Regions from separate parts of the Homo sapiens genome. Here region 1 is linked to region 2. The links are chromatin contacts, found by Hi-C or POLR2A ChIA-PET in ENCODE. All regions are on one chromosome and are shown on one strand. Each heading gives the region's core, a stretch centred on a gene start or an enhancer-like site at or near the end of the contact. The rest is flanking DNA. Distances are from core to core; before and after follow the strand shown.

Region 1 (7,200 bases), core at 3,596-6,095, 52 kb after region 2:
TTAAACAAGATTTCAAGACAGGGCAGGCTGTTTGGCTCAGTGGCTTCTCACCCCAAAGGTTTATGGGTTGCTCATATTCCATGTCCCTCATGGGTTAACTAAGTGTACCAGCATGGTGACCCAGGCTGGTAGAACAGCCACTTTGCAAAATTTACCAATTGCCTGGAAAGAGGATCACGTATGGGATCTTAAACTTTCATCTGGCAATGACACTTCTCACATTTCAGCCTAGGTAAGTCAGCTGGGCCTTGCAATTGAACCACGAAGCCACAAAGCAGGGTTGGAAATCTGTTGCCAGTACTATGACTACCATTTCAATATCTACCTTTATCAATATCAAGCCTCTTTCTCCTCCTTTATCAACTACCTTTATTAATATCAAGCCCCTTCTCTCCCCCAAATCACTGGCATGATGTGAAATCACTTATTGTGTACAGTGGCAGGGAAGAGGCTGAAATTGTAGTTTTGTGCAAATGAGAAGGTGAGACGTTCCACCCATCAATGTTTACACCTCAGCTTCTTTTGCAACAGGCAATTAACACTTGGGGAAAGAAGAGAACTCGCTCTCAATGCAGCCATTGAGGGTAGCAATCCACATTACAGACTACTCGGACTAGTACAGAAGCTTCCACTGCCTTTTCCAAGATACAAAAGAGTTGCTCTAAACATACACTTCTCTCCATCCCAGAAGTGACCAACTGCCACTCCCTGGACCTTGCTATCCCCCTCTCCCTGTTGCAGATTCAGATATGCAAACGATGCTTCTTCCTACTTTCCAGAATTGCTCAAGGCTCTCTCCACCTCCTAGCTCCAGCACTCCCAACCCATTCTCAGGCTCTTCCCCATCCCTCTGCATGTCCCCAGCATAGCCTGACTGGTACACCTGAGGGTGGACTTAACTCCCCTGGGAGTTAGCTGCTGGGCTACAAGCTTACAGAAACAGACCAGACTACTCAGTGGATCCCCAGTTGTTATCATGACCACAGTATAAGCCCACTCAGAAATGATTCCTAGATGTTTAAACATTTTCCGATAGCATTTTTTGAGTTGGAGTCTTGCTCTTTCGCCCAGGCTAGAGTGCAGTGGCGAGATCTTGGCTCACGCCACTCTCCTGCCTCAGCCTCCCGAGTAGCTGGGACTGCAGGGGCCCGCCACCATGCCCAGCTAATTTTTTGTATTTTTGGTAGAGACAGGGTTTCACCATGTTAGCCAGGATGGTCTCGATCTCCTGACCTCGTGATCCGCCCGCCTCGGCCTCCCAAAGTGCTGGGATTACAGGCGTGAGCCACCGTGCCCGGCCCCCATAGCACAAATTCTTTATTTTTTTCACTCTATTGCCCAGGCTGGAGTGCAATGGCATGATCTCAGCTCACTGCAACTTCCACCTCCCACGTTCAAGTGATTTTCCTGCCTCTGTAATCCCAAAGTGCTGGGATTACAGGCGTGAGCCACCGCACCCAGCCATAAATTCTTAACATAAATACTAAAATCGAGGAGCAGTTATTTTTACAAGTGTGGAAAAAAGGTCACCTGAAGGTCTTCCATGGGAGTAGCAGAATGGTTCTTACTCACAAAAAATTCACAATAATGAAAACTCCTTAAAAATTCACGAAATAATTATGCAGAACAATAAGCTTTCAAAATACAATTATATTATGACCTTCCCCCGTTATCTAAGGGCATGAAGCAAGTTCAACCGCAAGTGCATGGTAGCAGAAAACTGCCAGTGCCTTTTGCTCAACAGGTGGCCCAGCGTTAGTCTTGAACATTTTCAAGTATAGGATTGTTTGATGACCCCGGCTAGTTAAGGTTTCCCTTTCTCTCTCACACACATTTCTCAAAGTACCTATCCTCCCGAATATCCGACAAGGGACCGATCGAAGAGTCAGTGAAAGAAAAACATCATTATTCTTTGACATCGGCACATTTCAAAAACAGCTCATTACACAGAACAGCCAACTTTTTTTTTAATTGTTTTATTTGGGAAAAGTGCTTCTTACAAAAGGGCAGCTGCAAAATACAGAGACCTCTGCAACAATTATTTGTTTTTTCTTAAAGTGAAAGAATGGGTGGGATCCAAGGAATCAAAGCAGTAGATGGACAAACCAGGAGCATCCCCGAGTTATTTTCAGGAAACAGAGCAACAAAACACAAAGGTACAATTTCCAATCAAGGAATTCTTCCAACAACTTAACTTTAGCTAATCTCAGGGATTCCCAAGCCCTCCCTTTCGGTGGAAAAGTATGACTTATCACTGCAAACCCATTACTCCACTACAATAAACACCTTAGAACAGAGTTTTGAATCACGTCTGTCTACCTGAAAGCTCAGGGGTGGAATGAGGCAAATACCCACAAAAACAAACACAAAAACCCGACAACAAAATGCCTCAAGTGAGGACAAAGGTTTCTCAGAAAGTGCCTGTACTGGAAAGGCTAGATCGTAAAACATTAAATACAACTGTGTATCCAAGACCCAGTTTGTGTTATTATATGGGATAACCAGGTAGTTTTAACCTCTATGGCTAACCCCATTTCTCTATTTATATAGACAGAGCTAGCACTGCTATATTGACAACTACCAATATACTGCTTTGCCCTTTAAGATCTATCTGCCACACAAGGCTTAAACCACTAAACCAGGTTTTTCTACTAAGGCTAAGAATACTGCATCTATGCAGGGATGAGAAGCTTATCACACACCCACACACTCACACCATGTCAGCCCTTGGGAGCCAACTTCCAACTCTGCATTGATGTTATGCCTCTCTATCTTTTATACGTATTCTTTCTCAATTTTCCTATCATGCAAAACAGTAAAAAATCTCAACACATTCACACCTGATTCTGGTTACCCAGTAGTATTACTTGTGTGCAATTAAACAAGAGACCAAAACCACAGAACAAGTGCACGTGGTAGGGATTACAGGGTAGGGAACAGATATAAAAACACAGATGTGCAGATTTCACCAGAAACCTCAAGGATCCACATCCCATGTCTGGGGCAGAGGGCTATTGGCCAGCTTAGGTCCCTTCACCCATCACTCCTATTCTTGGACCCCAAAGCAGGGCCACTGCTTTTACTTTTGAACCTGGGGTCCTCAAAATGAGTGTGTGAAAAGTCCATAAATGCAATCTGGTTGAAAACAGATGACGCAACACACCTACACTAACTGTCTGACAGTTAAATTCGTGTTACAAAAAACTAACTTTAAGATTTATTTTTGTAACTTTTTTCAACAGGGAAAACAACACACTCCTCAGGGAAAGGTGAGGGGTTGAGAAGACAGGCCCTGGGTAAAAATTCTTAGGACAGCACCTGGAGTTGAGAGGCCTGCCTAGGAGAGAACACAGGCACTGCCACACCACCACAGGGGACAGCTGCTGTCTGAGGTCAGCAGACCAGTTCACACGCCACGCAAGGTTGCTATAGATCCAAGTCATAAAAATCTTCCAGCTCATCATGAAACAAGTCCCACTCATCTTCAGAGTCTGTTAGTTCGTCGTCCCCACCTGCAGCCAAAAGCATAAGCAACATCTCGCCCAGCTCAAAGGTGACAACCTCTTCTTCATCGTTGTCAAAGGGGTTGCTGTTCTCTCTTTCCTCAATGAGTTCCCAGAAGTGGTTCCTTCGTTGGGCCTGTAAAAAACAAGGCCATGATAGGGATGGCACTGTCGAGCAGTATCTTCTATCCTGTTGTTTATAAGGCAAAACGTCCAGCACACCAGAGGGCATGACGAACCAGACTTCTTAGTTAGGGTTTCCATTTACCACTTCCTCCCCTCTGGTTACTTCATGGAAATCGTTTAGGCTAGAGCTTTAACACACATTTTTTCTTCCTTTCCTATCCCTCCCAGTTTTCTGAGGTTTGTTTCCTCCTTTAATACTCTACACTTTCGCTCCCAGACCTGAGCGTTAACCTTCTCCTTCCCCTACCCCAATATGTGCAGGACTCAACTGATACCTTGGAATTTCCCCTCCTTTAAAAAAACAGTGAGAGTTACCCGGTATCTGCTTGATGTTCCCACTTTCTGTCTCTGTGGCTCCTCTCTACGGCCATCAGGGTACGCATGCTTGTAAAAACAGTTCCCTCCAAATGGGCAGCTCCCACGTCCTTCATCAAAATACCTGCACGCCTTGTTGCTGGAAAGGAAAATATCGCAACCCTTATTCACAGTGGATTTCAGGTCTGTATTTGACTATCATCCGGGGTTTCTTTAAACAGGTAGGGATAGAACCAGTATGTCAGCTTACAGCCCTCCCCAAGATGTGTTCTTATAAACATGTGTGTGCCAATGCAAGAAACACTAACTAGAAACCGGTAACTCTGTTCAAGTCTATGCTGGTTAATAGCTCTAGTACAAGCAGATGCCATAGAGAGAAAATCTTCTAGAAAGCCAACACATGAGAACATAGGACAGCTATGACACGGATTCAGAATAAGGTAGAACCCCACTCATGGGGCCTTACTTGTCAACAGTAGAGACCTCTTTATAACACAGTCCCTTGGCATGGACCCCAAGGACTGTGTTATAGCAAGATATATACTGGATGTTATCAGGGTGACAAAATAAACTGTCCTGGGAAGTCAAAGAAGGGTAGGAAGGAGGTAGGAGTGTATAATGCAGCACCATTCTTTTCAAAGTGAACCCAAGCTCTGTTGGGCTCTTCGCTTGAGAAAAGGCTGCAGTGCTCATACCTCATTGCCTCCTTGTATTTCAGAATGAGTTTCTGCTTCTCTTCTTTCTCCTCCACCCAGTACTCACTTGGAATGACAAAGTTAGATGTGATCCGGCATTCTGGGCAGGACCTGGGAAACAATGAACAGGCTGCAATGCAAATTCCCCTTTTACAGGCCCACTCTTCAAGGACACACCCTGGTGTGTCGCCTCCAGACTTAAAGACTTAACTGAAAGGCACGTGGGCATTTCCTGAAAGGGTTCCACATACTGTCACACAACTGACCATTTCTTTCAAGCAAGGCAACCTCCTTTATAAATCCAACTCAAGGGCTAGCCAGTTCTTTTTTTTTTTTTTTGAAAAATATAACTTAGGTAAAAAACAAAAACAAAAGAAGACATTTCACACAGACTCCTTTTTCTTTCGTTTAAATAAATTTATTTCTTGTAGCTTTGCTCTGTTTAGATTATGTGGTTTTTGTTCAGTTATGAGAACAATCTTTAAAGGATGGTGGATTGTTGGCTAGCTTAATGAATGGAATAGGAAAGTGGAAATGTAAAACGTCAGGAAACATACATTCAGAGCTAGATCAGTTTGTTCACTGAGCCTAAACTGGCTAATAATCCATTAAACACAATCTCCTCAGAAAAAGCACGAAGATTCTAACTGATACACAGGGTTTCCTCATTCAAATAAAAGTAGATAGACCAACTAACCTAGAAGCTAGCTGAAATACAAAGAAGAAATCCCCATTAGAATATCCCAGTTTCAAGATAAAATGCATGCATTTAAATGCGGTCCATCTGGTTGAAAGTTGGCACAAGTTACTAAATTCTTCCCCAAAAGAGAAAGCACAAATGAAGACTGGGGAGGAGTCTCACTTTATGATCTTGCTCTCAAATTGCTTAGCACTCCTCCACTTGCGAATGCACTTGAGACAGTAGGTGTGGTTGCAGTTGGAGAGGATCCCGAAGCGGCGCTCACTGGGGTTGGCTTTCTCATAGACCACCTCCATGCAGATCCCACACACCATGTCCTTGCTGCGCTGCACGGCAAATGAGAGCTCCATGTCCTTCTCATGGGCCTCAATGCACGACTAGAGAAGGTGGAGAGAGAACAAGTGGAATCCAGTCATTGAACCCTGAAAAACTTGAGCAACAGTTAATGATTCACAGTCAAAGAATCAAATAGTCAACTGAAAAAACAATGTTCCCAAGCTGACACGAAAATTAGCTTTGCTGACAAGTAAACACAGGTGTGGTGTTTTTTTTTTGTTTGTTTGTTTTTGCGGTGGTACTTAACAATACTAGAAAATCAAACTATGAGGACTCAACTTCGGGAACTGAAAAATTACCCAATTTTCTCTACCCCAAACCTGGAGCTCAACTACATTAAAGACGGTTTTCCATACTGTTTGTTATTTCTGGTTTCTACATGAGGTTAAGACCCTAGTTAAAACCTGTCGGAAAATAAGGGTGACAGGCACGTAAACTCTCTTATGCCTTTAAAGAAAAACAACTTCATCGAGATTTTTCAACTACTCAGCTTGATAGACTGATGCACACTTAGGTTAGGTTAGATTAGCCCACTTTGGGGCTATTATAAATAATGCTGCCAAGAACATTCATGTACCAATTTTTGTGTGGACATCATATTTTAACTTATAAAAAACATGATTATAGGAAACATAAAAATGCAGAAAACTCCCAGCACTTTGGAAGGCCAAGGTTGGGTGGATCACATGAGGCCTGGAGTTCGAGACCAGCCTGGTCAACATGGCGAAACCCCATCTCTACTAAAAATACAAAACTGAGGCAGGCGTGGTGGTGCATGCCTGTAGTCCCAGCTATTCGGGAGGCAGAGGCTGCAGTGAGCCGAGACTGCACTGCTACACTCCAGCCTGGGGGACAAAGCAAGACTCTGTCTCAAAAAAAAATAAAAATAAAAAAAATAACACTGCAGAAGAGCAATGTCATCCATAATCTCACATCATCACTAAACATGTCTTTTCCTAAACCTTTAAAAGAAAAAACATATATACATATATTCAGAGGTAGGTTCTACTACCTCAATATATAGATATAACGTATAGAGATTTATCCTGCCTAAATTCACAAAAGTACGCTGAAGATAGGGATCAAATTATGTCTACCTTATAACATGCCTCACACCCTAAAACCACATTTAAAAAGATGGAAATTTAAAAGAGATGGAAATGATTAGAAGCAAACTTTGCTCCAATAAAGTTAAAGTTTCTAACACAATGTCTTCTGAACCTACCCTGGCTCCCATACACTGCTGCTGGAAATGTAAAATCCTGCAGCCACTGTGGAAAAGTATGGCAGTTCATCAAAACGTAAAGCAGAGTTCCTATGTAACCCAGCAATTCCACTCCTAGGTAACGGAAAACATATCTTCACAGAAAAACCTATATACAAATGTTCCTAGCAGCCTTATTCATAATAGCCAAAAACTGGAAATGATCTAAGTGTCCATCAACTCATGAATGGAAAAACAAAT
Region 2 (6,516 bases), core at 2,152-4,651:
AATGCCATTGAATTGTACACTTAAAAACGGTTAAAATGGTAAATATATATACATAGAGTGAAATACATAGTTTTTTGTGTTATATTTACATATGGGTGTATACATATATATGTGTGTGTGTATACTTCAAGTATATAACCTGTGTCACCACCACTCAGGGCTAGAATGCCTTCTTAGCCATGTGGTGGTGTGTATCTTTAATCCCAGCTACTAGGGAGGTTGAGGTAGGAGGATCACTTCAGCCGCACCTTTGGAGGCTGCAGTGAGCTATGATCGTACCACTGTGCTCCAGCCTGGGTGACAGAGGGAGACCCAGTCTCTTAAAAAAGAAAAAACAGTGTATATATACACACACATTTATACATATGAATGCCTTCTTTCCTGTAGCCCAAGCTATGCTCTTTGTATTTATAGTGACCTTGGTGGAGAGGGTTGGGTGGTAGACAGAGGTAAGATCTCTCTCCCCTTGACTTCCAAAACCATCAGGATATTTAAATATTTGTAACATTTGTTTTCTACCTGTAGATGTTCTCCAAGTGCTCAGTGGGTCTGAGTCAGGTGACTTTTTTTTTAAACAGTAACCACCCCAGGTGCGGTGGCTCACCCCTATAATCCCAGCACTTTGGAAGGCCGAGGCAAGTGGATCACCTGAGGTCAGGAGTTCCAGACCAGCCTGGCCAACATAGTGAAACCCCATCTCTACTAAAAATACAAAAATTAGCTGGACGTGGTGGCGGGTGCCTGTAATCCCAACTACTCGGGAGGCTGAGGCAGGAGAATCGCTTGAACCCGGGAGGTGGAGGTTGCAGTGAGCCAAGATCGCACCATTGCACTCGAGCCTGAGTGACAAAAGCTAAACCTTATCTCAGGAAAAAAAAAAAAAAAGTAACCATTACCAGAAGAAAGACAACATTTGGACACTGAACTTCATGACACTGACACCTAACAGGTTTTATTTCCTGATCACACATTTGGGGCGAATCTTTACCTACACTGGATTTCCACATTGTGCTGGTGGTTCTCACCCTGCAGCAATATTTGGCAGAGTCTTTTGTTTTCTTGCTATACCTGCCAGTGTTGAGTTTATCTCACTCAGAAGAGAGTATCCTGAAAATGGATATGTAACTGGAATTTTGGGTAAGACAAATATTTTCAAATTTATCTGAAGACATCATAGAAGTAATGTTCTTGGACAGTGAATAAATTGCCCTGTATTTCAGTGCTTCTCAAACGTTGCGGACCCCAGCCTACAGTTAAAAAGACATTTCAGGCCAGGCACGGTGGCCCACGCCTGTTATCCCAGCACCTTGGGAGGCTGATGTGGGAGGATTGCTTGATCCCAGGAGTTCGAGACCAGTCTGGGTAACAAAGTGAGGCCCTGGCTCTACAAAAAAATGAAATAAATAGCTGGGCATGATGGTGCACACCTGTAGTCCCAGATATACAGGAGGCTAAGGCAGGAAGATTGCTTGAGCCCAGGAGGTTGAGGCCGCAGTGAGCCATGACGGTGCCACTGCACTTCAGCCTGGGAGACAAAGTGAGACCCTGTCTCAAAAAAAACATTTTTTTTTTACATCACCCTGTAAAATATGCATGTGTACAACTGACCCAAACATTTTGCAAAACAGTAGTCACTGTTACTACACAAGATACATTCTGAAGTTGTTTCTTAATCCCTTCTTGTGAAAATGCTGGTTGCAACCCACAAAGGTTGATTTCATGACTCATTTATAGGTCTCAGCCCACAGTTTGGAAACAGGACACCGATGTAAATATTTTATCCAACAGGGTGTCTCTGTTTCAATTTTGCTTATTGTGTCTATAATGCCATTTAACTGCCTACATATCACATCCTATGTAGTGGAGAAAATCTGGTCCCTGTGATAGACATTGGGAGGCAGTTACTGTTCTAGACTCTGGGGAAAAAATAGTAAGGAAAATTCACCTCAGCTTTATGCTTCTACTGCCAGCATCTGGGACTGATAAACTTGAGGTTTTCTGGACGTCAACCTTTGCTCTATGGTAGAATTTTTGAGGGAGTGAGGCAGACATTTTCTTTTCAGCTTTTTCTTCTCATATACCTTCAAAGTTCTTTTAGTTTTGTTTTTGCTTCCTTCTCTTTGCATCATCTCCTTTCTCTGACTCCTCACAAAGAGATATTCAGATCTACAAAACAAAGACTTAAATTACTTACAATCTGGCCAGGTACGGTGGTTTCATGCCTTGTAATCCCAGCACTTCGGGAAGCCAAGGCAGGAGGATCACTTGAGCCCAGGAGTTTCTTCTCTTTTTTTCTTTTTTTTTTTGAGACGGAGTCTCACTCTGTCACCCAGGCTGGAGTGCAGTGGCGCGACCTTGGCTCACTGCAACCTCCACCTCGCAGGCTCAAGCGATTCTCCTGCCAGAGTAGCTGGGATTATAGGCTCACCACCAGACCCGGGTAATTTTTGTATTTTTAGTAGAGATGGGGTTTTGCCATGTTGGCCAGGCTGGTCTCGAACTCCTGACCTCAGGTGATCTGCCCACCTCAGCCTCCCAAAGTGCTGGGATCACAGGCATGAGCCACCATGCCTGGCCAAACCCAGGAGTGTCAAACCACCATGGGCAACATAGGGAGATCCCAGCTCTAAAAACAATAAATAGTGGGGCATGGTGGTGTATGACTGTAGTCCCAGCTACTTGGGAGGCTGAAGTGGGAGGCTTCCTTGAGCCTGGGATGTTGTGGCTGCAGTGAGCCATAATTATGCCTCTGCACTCCAGCCTGAGCCATAGAGCAAGACCCTGTCTCTAAAAAATATGTATATATAATAAAATAAATTACTTAAGATCTATATCCTCCTTTAGTTGGTGTTATCTCAACTAACAACCCTCAGGCCAGCTGTAGTCCCAGATATTCAGGAGGCTGAGGCAGGTGGATTGCTTGAGCCCGGGAGGTTGAGGCTGCAGTGAGCCATGAATGGTGCCACTGCACTTCAGCCTGGGTGACAGAGTGAGACCTTGTCTCCAAAAAAAAAAAAAAAATTTTTTTTTTACATCACCCAGTACAATATGCACATGTACAACTGACCCAAACATTTTGCAAAACAGTCGCTGTTACTACATGAGATACATTCTGAAATTGTTTCCTAACAAGGGACACCAGGACAAATTGAGAGCAAAGGACGCAAAAGCCCACAAGACAAGGTAAAGTAGAAGAAAGGAGCAGGGGCAGTGTCGTATGGGCCAGCACTGGTTTAATTCACTGGCTGTTCCTTCCTGTGAGGGCTTTCCGCTAGGCCGGCGAAGGCTGGTGAGAAAGCCGGCTCTGCGCCCTGCCCTGTGCTGGCCGCCCTCACCTGGCGCTTTGTACCCTGAGGCAGCTCCGGACTCAGGGCAGGTGGGAGGGATTGCACTTTCCTTTCACTTTCTCAGGACGCCAAACCCGACACCTGGGGCCAGAACTACACTTCCCACCAAGCAGCGAGGCAGGAGGAAGAAGGGGGCACTGGGGGGCTGAAAAGCAAACCCAGAAGAAAGCGAAAACATTACCTGCTGACCAGCAGAGGTGAGAGAGCGAGACAGGTAAGCGACAGGTGAACCAGGAAGGCGAAGGCTGCGGGATGCCGGCGGGAGGACATCATCGGGGTGGACGCTGCCTGTGCCTCCCAGCAAGGCTTGTAGGCTCAATGAAAGGGGGCTTTAGTGGAAACCCTGAGGACTCCTGAGGGTGGGGGGAGACATGGAAGTAAAGTCTCAGCTCAAGTTACAGTGATAAGACCAAGACACCGGAAGTGGAATGGCTGTCTTTAGTTGAAAAGTCAGACAGGAAAAAAGTGGTTTGATTGTGTCTGTTGTCTGCTGGATCATCTACCCATATGTGATTTCAGAGAGGTCCAAGAGAGGTATGGGATCCTTCTTCATCGCCTTAAAGCCCTGGGTTTTTGCATGCAGATTGGACATTTGAGTGCATTTTACCTTGTGTGATGAGACAGAGTGTCCTTGTCTATGACTTTAGAGAAAACCAAAGTAAAACGGAGAGGTGAAGAAGGATGTCACAAGGCAGGGGCAATTTGCAGCACATCAAATGTAATCATTAAGTGGGATCAGGTTTCAGTTACTTTTAGAGCAATTGGATGAGGAGTCCGAACACACTCTCAGGAAGAACAGTTAAAGAGGATGGGGATATTCTCCTTGGGGGAATATTCTTGCTGCTTCAAATATCTGATGGGCTGTCATGTGGAACAGGAATGTGATGTGTCTTGGCAGAGTAAGGATAGCACGGAGCTAGACAGATGGAAACCTCATGGAGGGAGGTGTCAATCCCACAGAAGTGAGAGCTGCCCAGTGCAAAATGGAAATTTTTCAGGAGGTAGTCAGTTCCTTGTGATCAGAGATATTTAAGCATAGGTGGACATTTAAGCCAGGGATGCTGATGGTGGGAGTAAGTTTCAGGTAGGTGACTTGGTCGATTGGTGTTTTCCAAACCTGGCTCATCATCAGAATCACCTGGGGAAGAGACAGAGCAAGAGGGGAGGGGAGGGGAGGGAAGAGAGACAGAGGTTTTTGGTTTTGTGTTTTTGTTTGTTTGTTTGTTTGTTTTTTGAAACGGAGTTTCGCTCTTGTTGCCCAGGCTGGACTGCAATGGTGCGATCTCGGCTCACTGCAACCTCTGCCCTCTGGGTTCAAGCCATTCTCCTGCCTTAGCCTCCCAAGTAGCTGGGATTACAGGTGCATGCCACCACGCCCGGCTAATTTTTTGTATTTTTAGTAGAGATGGGGTTTCACCATGTTGGCCAAGCTGATCTTGAACTCCTGACCTCAAGTGATCCGCCTGCCTCAGCCTCCCAAATTGCTTGGATTACAGGTGTGAGCCACTGCCCCTGGCCTATTTCTTATTATTTTAATAGAGATGGGCGGGGAGGGGGGGCGCAGGGCTCTCATTATATTGCCTAGACTACTTTCAACCTCCTGGCGTCAAGTGATCCTTCTGCCTCGGCCTGCCAAAGTGCTAGGATTACAGGCATGAGCGACTGCGGCCTGGCGCACTAAACATATTTTAAAGTTAAAAACACAAAACACAAAACCTGGCCCAGTGCAGTTTTGAGATCATACCACTGCACTCCAGCCTCGGTGACAGAGCGAGACTCTGTCTCAAAAAAAAAAAAAAAAAAAGAATACTAAGAAATAATTTTTAAAAGAACAAGGTAAAATATGTTTAGCAAGTCTGGGATGAGCTCCAAAAATATATTTTTTCAATGATATTCCCAGATAATTCTGATAATCAGTTAGTTTGTGAAACACTGTCATTAAAAACCTTTATTTTCCAGCCGGGCATGGTGGCTCATGCCTGTAATCCCAACACTTTGGGAGGTCAAGGCGGGCAGATCACCTGAGGTCAAGAGTTCCTAACCAGCCTGGCCAACATGGCAAAACCCTGTATCGACTAAAAATACAAAAATTAGCCAGGCGTGGTGGCAGGCACCTGTAATCCCAGCTACTTGGGAGGCTGAGGCAAGAGAATCGCTTGAACCCAGGAGGCGGAGGTTGCAGTGCAGTGAGCCAAGACCACACCATTGCATTCCAGCCTGGGCAAGAAGAGTGAAACTCTGTCTCAAAAAAAAAAAAAAAAAAAAAGGAAATATATATTTTTCAATGATACTCTCAGATAATTCTGATAATCAGTTAGTTTGTGAAACACTGTCATTAGAAACCTTAATTTTCTGGCGGCGCGTGATGGCTCAGGCCTGTAATCCCAGCACTTTGGGAGACTGAGGCAGGTAAATCACTTGAGGTCAGGCATTCGAGACCAGCCTGACCAACATGGTGAAACCCCGTCTCTACTAAAAATACAAAAATTACCTGGGTGTGGTAGTGCAGGTCTATAGTCCCAGCTACTCGGGAGGCTGAGGCAGGAGAATCGTTTGAACTGGAAGGCAGAGGTTGCAGTGAGCTGAGATCATGCCATTGCACTCCAGCCTGGGCGACACAGCGAGACTCTTTGTCTCAAAAAAAAAAGAAAAAAAAAAACCTTTGGTAAAATATGCCATAACCAGCCTTTGGTAAAATATGCCATAACATTATAGCCATGGTTTTAATTTTGAATATTCTCAAAATCCTAATTTCCTGGTCAAAAAAATTAGGCTCCAAACAGAACAAAAAGGTCATGTCACTCTTCCCCAAGCTGACTTACCAATCACCTCTTATCAGTCCTCGTTGCTAGCTACCTGGATGGTCAGTAGTTTTTTGTTTTTTGGGTGTTTTTTTTTTGAGGTGGAGTTTCGCTCTTGTTGCCCAGGCTGGAGTGCAAAGGCATGATCTCGGATCACTGCAACTTCCGCCTCCCGGATTCAAGTGATTCTCTGGCCTCAGCCTCCCGAATAGCTGAGATTATAGGCATGCGCCACCACACCCAGCTAACTTTGTATTTTTAGTAGAGATGGGGTTTCTCCACGTTGGTCAGGCTGGTCTCAAACTCCCAACCTCAGGTGATCCACCCACCTTGGCCTTCCGAAGAGCTGGGATTACAGGCATGAGCCA

Evidence for each region. Hi-C counts contacts between places; a loop is a spot of excess contacts on that map. ChIA-PET counts read pairs that join two places held with the same protein, here RNA polymerase II (POLR2A). Pooled maps may share reads with other maps.
Region 1: a pooled map shows a loop between it and region 2 (2.2-fold over the local background). The contact joins the enhancer-like site here to the promoter of RAB19 in region 2. A Hi-C loop is called at or near these places in 5 of 168 maps with a recorded cell type or tissue (K562, breast epithelium, endothelial cell of umbilical vein and 1 more) and 7 of 50 pooled maps. POLR2A ChIA-PET finds 5 or more read pairs at or near these places in 11 of 52 experiments (AG04450, B cell, CD4-positive, alpha-beta T cell and 8 more).

What each region holds. Positions count from the first base shown.
Region 1 is chr7:140,451,091-140,458,290 of GRCh38, forward strand. It overlaps MKRN1 (makorin ring finger protein 1), which reads right to left. Exons shown (of 8, transcript NM_013446.4): 5 at 5,562-5,776; 6 at 4,700-4,810; 7 at 4,005-4,143; 8 at 1,943-3,639. The coding sequence ends at 3,427. Among named protein-coding and RNA genes, the nearest start is that of MKRN1, 25 kb to the right of the region's middle. RefSeq lists an enhancer at 5,367-6,220. Within about 2 kb of position 4,846, at least 2 of the 41 ENCODE cell types and tissues checked have a DNase peak (open chromatin) inside an H3K27ac peak, as active enhancers do.
Region 2 is chr7:140,400,657-140,407,172 of GRCh38, forward strand. It overlaps RAB19 (RAB19, member RAS oncogene family), which reads left to right and starts at 3,402. Exons shown (of 4, transcript NM_001008749.3): 1 at 3,402-3,561. LOC124901759 (a long non-coding RNA gene) reads right to left here and starts at 3,812. Exons shown (of 2, transcript XR_007060561.1): 1 at 3,529-3,812; 2 at 927-2,166. RefSeq lists enhancers at 2,975-3,476, 3,477-3,976.